Linked DNA regions of Homo sapiens: region 1 is linked to region 2. Evidence: read pairs that join two places in POLR2A ChIA-PET (ENCODE). Cell type or tissue: OCI-LY7. All regions are shown on one strand. Region 1 has its middle 71 kb from the start of LINC00298. Region 2 overlaps LINC00298 (long intergenic non-protein coding RNA 298).

Region 1 (4,000 bases), 55 kb after region 2:
CAACTTTTGCTACTCTGACAAGCAAAAAATTGTATCATATTTTGTTGTTAATTTGTCTGTCTCTTATTATAAATAACACTGAATATCTTTTAAAATGTTTAAGAGCCATTTGTGCTTGTGCGAGTGTGTGTGTGCAAGTCTGTGTGTGCACCTGCCTATCTTGTTCTTTGCCTATTTTTTTTATTGAGTTGTTTGACTTTTTTGACTACTTTAAAGTGTCTTTATAGTTTAAGAAAATCAGTACTTTTTAATTTTCCAAGCGTGTATTTTATCTTTTGATTTTGTTTAGTGTGATCTTGTCCGCAGAAATATTTTTATATGACCTACTTTATCAAACTTTTCTTTATGGTTTCTGTTTCTGTTCCTGTTCTGAACTTTGAGATGTCCTTCTCATTATTTTAATGGATATTTGATATAATCAGATTTTCATCTTGAAAAGATTATTCTAGTTACAGTTTAAAAATTAGATGAGGTGATAACAATTAGAAGGCAATTGTAGAAGTTCATGTGAGTGAAATTAACAGCCAAGCTTATGATGATGGCAGTGAAAGTGGAAAAACAGGGATGAATTCAAGATCCATTTAGGAGGCAAAATAGACAGGCAGTAGATTGGATATGGGAGAAGGTTTTTTTGTTGTTGTTTGAGCAAGTATTTAGAGGATATCATTTACTGAGCTAATATTACTTTTTGTGTGGGGGATCATGAGTGTGGTGTAATACACATTTTCTTTAGGTGGATTTGAGATTTCCTAAGGAAGCCATTGAGTACAACATCTCAGACTGTGTACCGGGGGATGCATGCATGAGGAGTGGCGAAATAGTCATGGGCATTTGATGGCATGGGCCCAGATGAGATTTCTTATGAAGACAACATGAAGAGAGCTGGGAGCCAGGAAGGCCTTTGAAGAGGTCCAGCCTTTCCTTGATGAGTATAAGAAGGTGATGCCGCTGAAGGCAGGGCTCATGAGCAAGCCCTGGATGCTGCCTGGCTTCCGGATGTATGATGGGACGGACCTCGAGCAGAGTGGGGCTGCGGGGTCACCCGGCCGGCTGGGCACAGGCGAGTATCTGCGAAGGTCGCTGCGGAGAATTCACTGGGCTGGGCTGCTTTGTCTCCCAGGGAACTCTGGGACCCCCATATTTTGCTTTGTATGGTTTTCTTTCTGCCTTTGTTACCATTTCCACATTATGAGAGGAGATTCAAGAAACAGATTTCTCTAACTATGCCCCAACATTGACACCAAGTGTTTTCTCTCCACGTTGACTCGTTAGTGATGCAAAAAGATTTCTTCAAGAGAAATATGCTACATTCTTTCCAGGCAAGATGGCAGAATATATTAAAGAAACCACATTTGTACCTCAAAATCAGGAGATGAAAAACATGGGAAAAGGGTTTTTCAGCAGTTCTACCTAAATGCCTGTTACCATCTGCCTTGTTATTAGTGTGGTGTCATAGAAACAGCTTGGATTTTAAAAGTATATGGACCTTGGTTCAAATCCCAGCACTGTCTCCTGCTGCAGCTGTGGCTCTGAACGAATGGCTTAACCTTTTTAAACTTCAGTTTTCTCATCTACGAGGTGAGGATAATTGTGTTATTTCCCAAAATTGAATCAAATGAGATGGCACGGATGAGGGCCAGGCAGAGACTCTGTCACACAGCAGGTGCTTAATGATCTCTGGTGAGTCCCTTTCTTCTCCATCCACAGCCCGGATCTTTAGCAAGCTCGTTCAGTTCTGTGCAAGTATAGTGCGTTTTTCCTCCTGTCAAAAAAAAAAAAAAAAAAAAAAAAAAAAAAAACAGCAAAATCCTCTGAATTTCATTCTAAGCAACAAAGGAGTTTTCAGGTAAAAAGGTCCATTTGTATTCTAACTAACATTGCCACTGGTTTCTGGGTAACTGTAGTTGGTGAACAAAATAGTTACAGAGAAGGTAGAGGACAGGATCCATGGTCTTGCAAATTCATCTGTTCAGAGCAAGAAGACAGCCAGTGAGAAGTGTGGTGGCAAAGGGATATGATGATTAGAGAAAAGTGTAGCCTAATTTGAAGCCTAGAGGCTGGAACTAGGGCTTCTTATGGCATTACAGTCACAATCTATTCATCTTTTGAGAGGCTTAAAAAAATCCCTTGTTGACATCACCTAAGCCGCCCCATACAGGAAAGATTGTGACATTTCTGAACCAAAGACTAATTTATGTACATCTCATTTTAAAGCACCTGGGCACGATATTCCACCTGACGCAAACATTCAAAGCTTACCATGTTTTGAGAGAGAAGAGCACACCTGTGTCGACAGGTGGAACTGTCCTGGCACCGGGCCAGTGTGCTCGCACCGTGTTCAAATCTCTGGCACTTGTTTGCTGGTGCATCGGGCCGTACAAGGTATTTGCCTTCTCTCGCCCTCAGAATCCTCACCTTTAAAACGACAATATAATGTGCCCTTTGACCTCTATGATCCTTTGCAGTCTGGCAAACTATGACACAAAAGGCCTGGAGATCTTTGTAACTTCACCGGGGCTGATATTGGTATTACAATCCCAGGAAGGACTCCATCTCTCATATGAGCAAATTTTACACTTTTATTATCTGCATCTCATTGTGCAGCAAAGCATGTATCATTGGTTAATTAATGCTGCCAGCATGGCACTCTGCTAAACGATTGTTTAGCCTAGAGTGGAATAAAATGCTACAGTGACCAGTACTGTAGCATTATGTAACACAAAATTAAAAATCTGATAATTTGATTGGAAGTCTCAGGTGAGTTTTTTGTATAAAAATGTTAACCTCAAGTAGCTATAAGCAGGTAAATGTTTTATTCATCCCACTGATATGAAATAAATGCTTATGATATAAATTATGTATAATTAATGCTCCTGGGATAAAAAAATGTATGCTAATAGGTTGTCAGTTAATTAAGAAAGGAATATGAGGTAAACAAAGGTGATTATAATTTATCTTGGGACCATAAACAGAAATCGTGCCTTAAATAATCTCTTTGAAAAAATACATTATACAGCAAATCCTTCATTTTCCTCCAGAGCGGCCGCCTAATGGTATAGAGCAAGTGTTCAGTGGCGATGTTAAACGAGGAAACAGCTAAGGAGAGCAGAGCAGGCTGCGGGCTTACTAACAACAGCTCAGCTGAGGTGGTCTCGTATGAGCAGTCCTGGTCTCCTTAGGAACATTTTCCGAAATACAGTTTTTTGGAAGCTAGAAGCTACATTACAAGAGAGGGGAAAATGCATTAACTGATGAAAACTTGAAAAAGTGTGCCTATACTAAAGGCAGTCTTCGGCATTCTGGCTAATTTCATCTGCTTTGAAACTGCCCATCAGATGAACTACACTTCCCTGTATGTGGCTGGGGAAAGTCACAGTGATGGCAGACAGGGACCAGGAAAAGGTATCCTCTGAGTATTTCCGAGCTCACTTGGCTATACATGTATTCATTCACTCATTCATTCATTCAACAAACATTTCTTAACTACATAGCGTGCTCAGCATGGAGGATAGAAACGTGCTGTGGGTATTGCCATCTCGTCTCTTTTCTCCTCTCGCATGGTCGTCTTCATTGATCTATGGGATCTGGGTATTCAGGCGAAAATATCCAGCTAAGAGATGGATATAGAAGCTTAAAGGTCTGGGGGGAAAATAAAGGCTTAGGTTATTTGAGCTGTGTGAGCAGGGGACAGAGGGGAGTGGCCAGGGATGATGAGCATTCAGGGGCAGGAAGTGGCGAAGTCCAGCAGGGAAAGGCACTCCACTCCAATCATCTGGTCAGAAGGGCACTTAGAGGAGCCTCTGGAAAGGCAGAGTCACCCACTGTGTCACTGCAGCAGAGAGGGTGAGCCAGGAAAAAAAAATAACAAGTTTCAGGTAGATTTTGAAATTACGCAAGTTTGGTGGAAGCAGATACAGCAAAGTGGAGGGTGCAGGCTCCACCACACCCACTCAAAAGGGTGTCCAGAAGCAGGCAGAAGATCACGGTGGCCTCGCCAGAG
Region 2 (4,000 bases):
AATGACATGATAATGAGAGACTGGGGCAGGAAACAATTTAAAAACAATTGAATTTACATATAGTTAATGAGTATACATTTTAGAATATCCAAGGAACATCTGTTACTATACTCATGGTATATATACACTGGAAAATTAATTTAAAAATAAATCAGAATGGTTTGTTTTTGGATTTAAAATAGATAAACTTGTCCCAATGCCCACTGTGTTAAACATCCAACAGTCTTTCAGGATGCCATGTGATCCCAGCAGGGCCACAGAGATGATTCACACATGAAATCTACCCTCAGCTCCTTCCAGACCATCGAGGTTAGACGATGGGAGTGTGAGTCCACTGTGATGTTAGACACACAGTGACCAGGGCCGCAGACCGGTTGAGCCCATTTCTGTGGAAGGGAAGAGGAGAACGGCTCATTTAGAACTACAGAGGAAAGCCAAGGTTCAAGGAGAAGAGGCATTTGAACTGTATCTTCATCTTTTATTAGGATTCGAATCCAGAATGAAAAGAAAGGAAATGTTTAGCCTGAGCTAAGGATTGGGGCAAGAGTGTAAGCTGCCAGAAGGGGAAACAGTAGGAACTTGAGTTAGGATGAGTTGTGAACAGGTGTTGGCTTTCAATGCCTAGCTGGAGAGCTAGGCCGTTACTTCCTGGGTCCTGGGGAGCAGGTGAAGTACAGGAGGGTAAGGACGGTGTTGACAGAAATCTGAGTCTGTTAGCATTTAGTGGGGCACAATGGAACGTCCTGCAGCAGGGAGGCTGGGAGAAGTATTGTGACTGTCCCCATGGAGTAACAGCTCTCTACCCTGACTCAGACAACAGATGCTGAATAACAAGGGTAGTGGGTAGGCTTCTTAGACCTGCTAGAACCAGATCCTGTTATTGGTATGGATCATTCAGCACATGCAGAGCCAGTCCTAGAAAGGGCCTCAGATAGTTCTCCACATTGAAAGGGACACATTTTACCCCCTGAAACTGAACAGGCCATGCTTTCTGTAACAGCGTCATCAAAAAGATATTCGGTAAAAAATGCACTCAGCAGGTTTAGATGCATTTGTCAAGTCTGGAGTTTTTCAGGTGCAATACAATCTAAGAATAAAAGCAGGATCAACAAATCCAATAAGAATGCTTCTTTAAGGTCTCAGGAGGTGAATGATGAGACTAGGTTTGAGTCTTCAGGAAATTCAGAAAACAGAAAGAAGGAGACTAGTGATTATCAATCTACCTACACATCAGTGCATTGAATATATTATCTCTAATCTTCATAAAAATGCAAAATCAATTATGACTCATTCTACAGTTGTGGAAATTGTAGTTTAGAGTAAACAATTAGTCAAAGGCCACAGGACTCACAAATGTTGAAACTGAAGCTTGACTTTTGGTCAGACTGACTCTTAAAAATCTCTCCACTGGAACCCCTTATTTCAAGGAGATTAGAATGTTCCTCAACTTCTGTTTATGGAGATCATTAGGACACGCAAAAATATAAAATTCATGACAGTGCAGTCTACACAAGAGCATTGAGGGTAGTATTTGAAATAAAGTTCTGCGATTTTAAAATTCCTTCTTTCCATGTTTCTCCCCTGCTCCTACTAGCAGTGTTCTTATTAGAGAAAGTCAGAGAGAAAAGCATTAGTCATAGCTTAGTTTTGCATTTCAAAATTTAGCTGTGATTATCAGGAGCCAAAATTTGGAGAAATTAGCATCCAGTTTATCTCCAAATTACAGGATTTCATAGACCGTGAGCCGAACTGGTCCCCTTTGTCTTCTATATACCAATTCTATCCCAGGGAAGGGAAATCAAAAGTCTTCATGGATTAGTTGTACATGTAAGATTTGTTCCAAAGAGTTGGAGAGAAGCAAGTGTTAGATGTGGGTGTGGGTTTCCTGATCCCAATGCTAACTTCCAACTCTTCCTAGAAAGGGAGAAGTTGGAGAAGTTAGGGATAGAAACTTCCTTAATGTGAAGAAGTCCAAAAGCCAGAGAACTTATGCTGGCTTTTTTAAGCACCTAGCCTAGAGATTATTAGGGACTACTTGAAATCTTGTTGAGATTAACATCTGCCTTCCCTTTCTCTTAATGCTAGGAGAAATATTTTGATTTCACAGAAACCTCTAAATGGATACAATGAGAAATAAGAGAATAGGGCTGGGGGTTTCAGGTAGCTCTTCACAAAGTCTAATTGTTGGTCAGGTACATTTTCTGGGAGGAAGAAACATTTGCATGTGGTGTAAATAAAATTGTCCTAGCCCACCTGGGTTATTAGATTTCTTAGATTTCTTTTTTTGTTTCTTTTTTTTCTTTTTTTCTTTTTTTTAAATTGAGATAGAATCTCACACTGTCGCCCTGGCTGGAGTGCAATGGTGTGATCTCGGCTCACTGCAACCTCCTCCTCCTGGGTTCAAGGGATTCTCCTGCCTCAGCCTCCCAAGTAGCTGGGATTACAGGCACCTGCCACCATACCCAATTAATTTTTTTTTGTATTTTTAGTAGAGATGGGGTTTCCCCACATTGGCCAGGCTGGTCTCGAACTCCTGACCTCGTGATTCACCTGCCTCGACCTCTCAAAGTGCTGGGATTACAGGGGTGAGCCACCGCTCCTGGCCAGTTATTAGATTTCTTAGACAAACAATCTTGACTTCTCTGGGTCTCAGGTGACTTACCCATGTGCTACTGGGCAGCTACGTGAAGATAGGAGTCTTGTTCCAAGTTTTGTCTGAAGTTATTTCCCTATCTAGGATCCTGTGAGAAGGGTCTAAAAGAAATATGAATATGTACCAGAGTGGAGAGTGAGTATCCCTCTGTTATGGTTCTGTTTTTCAGTTTACCTGAAGGGAGAATGGTAAGGTCAATCAAGGGATGGGGATGGTCGAGGGAAAACCTGCATGGTAGTTCCCTAAAAAACTCCGCATCCTTCAGTAGCATCCTCCCTCACCTGGGGCAGCGGGCTGTAACCACGGACCTTAACAGATCCACCTTGAGCCCCAGGCCTGTCTTCTCACGCCTTGAGTCTCTCCCCTGCTTTGAATGGCCTCCATGTCCATCTCTTTTCTGCCCCAAGGCCTCCCCCGGCTGCTTTCTTTCCTCCTTCCCCCAGGCCTCACACATTGCTGGATGGTCACTTCCCAGTGTGTCCAAGGTCCCGGCTCTGGTCATCCTCGTTCAGCCTTCACAGTGAGGCCCAGGGCCTGGTTCCAACCAAAGTGGCAGGTTCTCATCTTGTTGAAAGGAGCGTCAGAAATTTAGCTCCAAAGGATGGAGACGAAATTTGGATTTCTATAGTCCAGATATTAGAATGACTTTGTGATTACCTCAGGGAGGTTGTTGGACCTGACTGGAAACAGTTGTTTCTCGCCTCATCATGAGCTACTCCCCTTGCTAAATCCTCAATGGCAGACCTTCTTCTGGTTCAGTCCCAGGCTGCGTGCCCTGCGTGTGGGCTCTCATGCTGCCTGACACTTAACGTTCTGCCCAACCTGCTGTTCCTTGTGAGGTCAAACGTGATTATTTCAGTGCAGGCAGTGCTGAAATTCCTCTTTGAAATTCCTGATCCTCATCACATGATCACTGAATGCAGAGCTCCTGTGAGTCTACCCACAGAGGACGTCAGGGGAAGCCAGCACCTTCTCCTGTGCGAGACAGCACTGACCTGTGATGGGTGGGGGGAGAAGGAGGGCATGTGAGCAAACGTGCACAGCAGAGCTCCAGGATCCTTTGAGAAAGCAGGACTCGAAAGCCCAACCTTACTCCCAAGGCTCAGTTATTAAAACTTAACTGACTGTCTTAGCATGGTGCTTGGTACAGTGAAAGTCAGCCCAGAGTGGCTCTGACCAAGGCTTCCTGGAAGAAGAGTCTGATGAGCCTCCCGAAATAAAAGCATCATGGGATATAGAGAGACAACCAGTGGGCCAATCCCACGGAGAATCTGCCATTACAAGGACAATGTAGATTGCCATCTAGGAGGAGGTAAGTGCCCAAACCTTCTCAGAAGCAGCTCTCCT

Evidence for each region. ChIA-PET counts read pairs that join two places held together with the same protein. Peaks named below come from ENCODE experiments on the same cell type or tissue, not always from the same donor. Only the 100,000 strongest peaks of a DNase experiment are listed, where the experiment ranks them.
Region 1: POLR2A ChIA-PET joins it to region 2 with 5 read pairs; 2 of 35 experiments call an interaction of 5 or more read pairs at or near these places.

What each region holds. Positions count from the first base shown.
Region 1 is chr2:7,904,282-7,908,281 of GRCh38, reverse strand. No RefSeq gene overlaps it. Among named protein-coding and RNA genes, the nearest start is that of LINC00298, 71 kb to the left of the region's middle. In OCI-LY7, no CTCF peak of the experiment used is centred here; a DNase peak (open chromatin) is centred at 2,271; H3K4me3 peaks cover 345 bases.
Region 2 is chr2:7,959,102-7,963,101 of GRCh38, reverse strand. All of the region lies in intron 2 of LINC00298 (long intergenic non-protein coding RNA 298), which reads left to right. Among named protein-coding and RNA genes, the nearest start is that of LINC00298, 16 kb to the left of the region's middle. In OCI-LY7, no CTCF peak of the experiment used is centred here; no DNase peak of the experiment used is centred here.